2 separate regions of the Homo sapiens genome follow, and region 2 is linked to region 1. The links are chromatin loops, found by intact Hi-C in ENCODE. Cell type or tissue: HCT116. All regions are shown on one strand. Links, peaks and the distances in the headings refer to the core of each region. The heading gives the core; the rest is flanking DNA. Region 1 overlaps AKR1A1 (aldo-keto reductase family 1 member A1). Region 2 overlaps BEST4 (bestrophin 4).

The links. Peaks named below come from ENCODE experiments on the same cell type or tissue, not always from the same donor. Only the 100,000 strongest peaks of a DNase experiment are listed, where the experiment ranks them.
Region 2: it touches region 1 in a loop (7-fold over the local background); 2 of 110 quality-filtered maps call a loop at or near these places.

What each region holds. Positions count from the first base shown.
Region 1 is chr1:45,568,819-45,571,830 of GRCh38, forward strand. AKR1A1 (aldo-keto reductase family 1 member A1) reads left to right here. Exons shown (of 9, transcript NM_153326.3): 7 at 109-181; 8 at 325-411; 9 at 1,073-1,231. The coding sequence ends at 1,138. Among named protein-coding and RNA genes, the nearest start is that of NASP, 14 kb to the right of the region's middle. In HCT116, for the core only: a CTCF peak has its summit at 1,443 (motif pointing left); a DNase peak (open chromatin) is centred at 1,433.
Region 2 is chr1:44,785,283-44,787,962 of GRCh38, forward strand. BEST4 (bestrophin 4) reads right to left here. Exons shown (of 9, transcript NM_153274.3): 1 at 2,272-2,680; 2 at 2,090-2,184; 3 at 1,181-1,414; 4 at 792-946; 5 at 317-394; 6 at 1-23. The coding sequence starts at 2,423. Among named protein-coding and RNA genes, the nearest start is that of BEST4, 1.5 kb to the right of the region's middle. RefSeq lists enhancers at 745-1,430, 1,340-1,429, 1,431-2,116 and a silencer at 1,090-1,219. In HCT116, for the core only: a CTCF peak has its summit at 988; a DNase peak (open chromatin) is centred at 979; H3K4me3 peaks cover 1,166 bases; H3K27ac peaks cover 914 bases.

The sequences.
Region 1 (3,012 bases), core at 282-2,781:
TTCAGCAGGGCTCAGGTGCTCCAGGAGCTTAGGGAAGCTGCATGGGGAACAAAATAGTGCTTATGAATACTGACCCCTTTTCCTCATCTGTCTAATCCCCCAACTTAGGTGGCAGGTCCAGCGGAAAGTGATCTGCATCCCCAAAAGTATCACTCCTTCTCGAATCCTTCAGAACATCAAGGTACTTGGTAATGGGTTCTATCTTCTTTAGCTCTTTGGGACATTTTCTTGGCCCTGACTCTACCTGGCTAAAAAGGCAGTGTTGTGGAACCCCAGCTTCTGCTCACAAAGCTGGCTTTCTTGAACCCCACTCTCCATCCTCAGGTGTTTGACTTCACCTTTAGCCCAGAAGAGATGAAGCAGCTAAATGCCCTGAACAAAAATTGGAGATATATTGTGCCTATGCTTACGGTGAGGATGTATCAGCCTCCTAGACTTGGGGAATGTGAGATTTGGGGTGGGATTCTGGCCCAGGTGTGACCTAAGGCTTGCTGGTTGTGAGAAGGACACAATGTTGTGGGTGGGATTGCTATGCTGGACATAGTGCCCTCATTTCTCTTTATTGAGCTCAGGGAAGTAGTATGGCTCAGGGATAAGGCATATAACCTGTGAGTCCCAGTCCTGCTTCTTGATATCTTGTAACCTAGAGCAAGTTATTAAACTTCTCCAAGCCTCAGCTTCCTATGTGTAAAATGAGCCCAGTTCCTGACATGTAGTAGATTCTCAGTAAATGATATGAGGAGAGCCCAGAAGGCGTTGTTGACCTCACTCGAGGGATTGGGGTTGGGAGGGAAGTCGGCTGTACTTAGGGAAATAAATGGTTCCTGGCCTCTTGATCTCAGTTCAGACTGCAAACTCTTAGGGGCAGGGGTAGCTACATATCAGGCTATGGGTTTGGTGCTAGAATGGTGTTGATACTGTGGTGTTCTCTGAGGATGGGGATCCCAGCCAATGCCATCTGGCATAGTGCTGTACACAGGTGAGTTTGTTTAGGAAGATTTGGGGAAGATGCCTGGAGTCTTTGGAATGGCAACTCCTGCTGATGGAGTAATCTATCTGTCTCTCTTTCCAGGTGGATGGGAAGAGAGTCCCAAGGGATGCAGGGCATCCTCTGTACCCCTTTAATGACCCGTACTGAGACCACAGCTTCTTGGCCTCCCTTCCAGCTCTGCAGCTAATGAGGTCCTGCCACAACGGAAAGAGGGAGTTAATAAAGCCATTGGAGCATCCATATTGCTTGCTTGTCTTATTTGCCTGGTCAGGCCTGAGATGGAGGCTGTTTCCCTCAGGGATGACAGACCTCGGGCTGCTGGATGTGACCTGCCCTTGAAGCCCAAATATTCATATCCTGGTTCTGGAGGAACCTGTGAGGAGGCTGAGTAATTCTGTATCCTTGCATTAGGCACGTTGGGAAGTAGCGCCATCTACTGGCACATCTTAAGCACTGCATGCTTCCCTGGAGTCTTCTCAAGAATGCCTCAAATTGGCCACCTCAGGAGTGAGCGATCAGGGCAATGATTGTCCGTTGGTTTCAAGGCAGTGCTGGACCTGGGCCTTAAGTTTCCATCCCCCTGTCCTGACCAGTGCCTAGGTTTAGTAATTTGAAGAGTCCAAGCGACTTACATTAAGAAGTTAGGGAATCCTAGCTTGCAAAATCACAAAAGGTGGGGACAGGGGCTTTCTCCATCAGACACTATAGTCAGTGTGCATAGGTGACCTGCAGGAGGCAACAGTCCTGCCCAGACCTTGTCACTCGGCCCCTAAGGCCCTATCTTATGCACTTTTTATTGGTGGGCACCAGAGACCACTGATAAACAGGTTTTAGGAAGGTTTATGGCAAATCTCTCTAACCTCCAGTCACACGAAACTCTTTACTTTCCCAAACCATTGCTCTTTGTTCAAGAAGTATTTATTGGGTACTTATGGGTTAGGCATGATGCTAAGCCCTGGGGATATAGCTATAACCAAGACACATAAGTCCCTACAGCCTACTTGAGGAGACAGACTAAGTAATTGCATAATTAGTTTAATTACAGTCGGAAGAAGTGTTATGAGAAGTGCAGGGCGAGTAGCCTACTTATTTAATCAGCTAAGATCTGAAAGATGAATAGGGATTAATTAGTTAAAGGAGGTAAGAGTGGGAACAGCATTCCATACAAATTGGACAGCTTAGGGAAAAGTCTTGAAACTGGAAGACGCTGCTGGAAAAGCCTAAAGAAGACTTGTAGGACAGCAACTAAAAGTAAGGGGGACCTGGTGGTAGAGGCGATGGCATAAAACAATGCTGGCATTGGTAGGAACTGATGATTGGAAGGCCTAAAAGACTGTTGAGATTTCTATTATTTATTTTTTGAATTGAGGTCTCTGTCACCGAGGCTGTAGTATACAAAAATTTTAAATTTTTATAGAGATTAGGTCTCCTTATGTTGCCCAGGCTGTTTTTTGTTTGTTTGTTTTGTGATGGAGTCTTGCTCTGTCACCCAGGCTGGAGTGCAGTGGCGCCATCTCGGCTCACTGCAACCTCCGCCTCCTTGGTTCAAGCGATTCTCCTGCCTCAGCCTCCTGAGTAGCTGGGATTACAAGTCCCCGCCATGACACCTGGCTAATTTTTTGTATTTTTGGTAGGGATGGGGTTTCCCCGTGTTGGCCAGGCTGGTCTTGAACTCCTGACCTCAAGTGATCTGCCCGCCTCAGCCTCCCAAAGTACTGGGATTATAGGCGTCAGCCCTCCCAGGCTGATTTTGAACTCCTAGGTTCAAGACTCCTAAATTCTTGGCCTCCCAAAGTGTTGGGATTACACGTGTGAGCCACTACACCCAGCCGCTTCCAAATCTTTGTGAACAGTGCTGCAACAAACATGGAAGTGCAGATCTCTCTGATACACTCATTTCCTTTCTTTTGGGTATATACTCAGCAGTGAGATTGCTGGATCATATCGTAGCTCTATTTTTAGTTTTTTGAGAAACCTCTAAAATGTTCTCCATAGTGGTTGCACTAATTTACATTCCCACC
Region 2 (2,680 bases), core at 1-2,500, 780 kb before region 1:
GAGTAGACGGCTATGGTCACCACCTGGAGAATGAAGAGCCAGGCTCAGTGCAGGATGCAGCGGGCCAAGGAGAAATGCTGCCCCTGCCTCTGAGGATCTATGGGAAGTCTGACAAGTAATCAAACATGTATCCTGGTGTGGCAGTACCAGTGGGGACAGGGTCACCTTGTTGGGGGTGGTGGGGGGCTTTTAGGATGAACCCGGTGCCTCAGGGGACTGAAATGGCCAGGCAAGTACCATCGCTAATTCTTCTCATCTCACACACAGCACAGGACATACAGTAGGCACTGGGACTCGGGAGGGGAGAGGCAGTTACTTGGGTGTAGACGAGGGGGATGCTGATCCAGTCATAGTGGAATAGCATGCTGCACTTGGCTCGGTACTTGTTCAGCTCCTGGGGGAACAGCAGGAACAGGAAGTCAGCAGAGGTGAGGAAGGAACAGGGGTGCCCAGCACAAACTAGGCCTGGGCCTGGCCAGGAGGCTCTTTCTCATTCTGCCCTCAGAGGTGTATTAAGATGGGGTGCTTGAATCCCAGCTCTGCTAACTAGCTGTGTAACTTAGGCAAATTTCTTTTCTACTCTGTGCCTCAGTTTCCACATCTGTGCAAGGAGGATGATAGTACCTATGTCAAGAGTTGCTGTAAGGGATGAATGAGTTAACATGGGTACAGGGCTTCCAAAAGGCTGGGGTACACAGCTGATGCCATACAACTGTTAGGTATTAAAATTATTATTCATCTTTAAAATTAGAGGGAGGAGGGCAGATGGGTCTGGTCCTGAGCCCACTCACTTCCAAAAGTAGACAGAGAGCGATATCGTCACGTATTCGCCCGTCCCTCCGGGCCTGGGCCGCCAGGTTGGTGAACCAGACGCAGGGGACCCAGTACTTGTTGAAGTCGGATTTCAGGCTCTCAAACTTTTTCCTCTCTTCCTGGGACATGAAACCTGAGGGGGTAAAGCAGGTGGGGTGCAGTTGCACCCTCTGCCGCCAGGGGAGGCTGCTGTTCCGCCGTCTGGCTCCCCTCCCTCGCGTCCACCGGCTGTCCCAGGACTCGCGGTTCCGCGTTCCTGTCGCAGTCCAGACCCTTCCCTGGAGGCCCCTGCTCCCAGGACTCTCCCAGGCGCCACCTGCATCCGGCTGTGGGCCGGACCCCCAGAGGCTCCCGGCGGGCGGCGCACCTGCGTCCACCACGTGCTCCATGGTGGGGAAGCGCTTAAGCACGCGGGTGCTGACCGAGCGCAGCACCAGCACGGACGCCAGGTTCGCGTAGCGGATGAGGGTGCGGCGCAGCAGGCGGCCCCGCTGGTCCACGCCGTGCACGCTAGCCGAGATGACGCACATCAGCTGGTCTGGCAGCGGGATGCTTGTGTACTGGGACCACCAGCGGTTCACCACGAGAGTCACATAGAAACCTGCTTGGCCGCCGTGATAGAGGGAGTAGGAAGGGAGAGTGGAGAGCCTGGGGGTCGGAGCGCCTCACCTCCCCCAGCAAAGGGCCTGGTCCAGGCCAGTTGAATCGTGGCAGGGGGAAGGAAACATTCAGCTCCAGTGCCCTGCTGTGCGAGGCCAGGAGGAGGGAGGAGGGCAAACTTCCTTCAGCAGAGGGAAAGTGGGGATTCAAAGCCAGGAGACTGCTTCCCAGGAGGGTGGGGAAGGGGTTGTCACCTCTGTCCAGCTCCCCTGCAGTGCCCAGGGTGGGCTTGTGAGGCCAGCAGGTGTCTTGTGCCTTGCTGGAAGTGAGGGTCCGGCAAGTGATAGGGCCCTGCCCTCTGGAAGTCCTGGACCCAGCACCCAGCTCCTGTGCCTGCTGGGCCTGCTCTGGCTGACCAGGAAGGCTCTGCCACCGTGTTGAGTAATTCTTTTTTTTTTTTTTTTTTTTTTTAGCAGAGTCTCGCTACATTGCCCAGGCTGGACTGGAACTCCTGGGCTCAAGCGATCCTCTCACCTCAGCCTCTCGAGTAGCTGAGACTGCAGGTGTGTCACCACACCATCTGTTGGGTAATTCTGACCCTCGGAGCTGTCAACCCAACCCAGAGGTCAGGGAACACAGTAAGGGGGACACAGGGAAAACTAGAAGGGAGCCTTACCCAATACAAAGGACAAGGGAATGAGGTCTGCTGAGCGGTTGCAGTACCGGGCCACCTGAGCATACACGTACCTCTGCTCCTGGGTCAGCAGCAGCCTGGGGAAGGCAGGTGTAGGCTTGGGTTAGAGGGAGGTGGGTGGCCCAGTCTCCCCACTTGCGCCAGCTCTAAGACCCTGCCCTTACCGGTAGGTGATGCTAAGCACAGCGTACAAGGCCCCAAAGAGGAGGAATTCCTTGTAGAGGAGCTTGTAGATGCTTCCCCTCCAGCGGAGAAGCAGGCCAGAGAAACCTCCGAAGCGGGCCTCCGCCACTTTGAGAGTGTATGAAACCGTCATGGTGCTGGGAGCCTGGGGCAGGAGGTCACAAGAGTTGCCCCCAGGGCTGTCGTTTAGTTCTCCAGACAACCTCCCTTCCACTCTGGTCTCACACACCCCAGCCTTCACCCTGCGTCAGTGGACAAGGGGGTAGGAGCCTGCAGAGCAGAAAAGTACACCCCACCCCCTGCAGAACTGAGCAGTACATGGGCAAAGCCAGGCTAGAGTTGGACAAGGTAGAACTGAGATCTGTGTCCCTTCATGCATGAGGTTTCCTC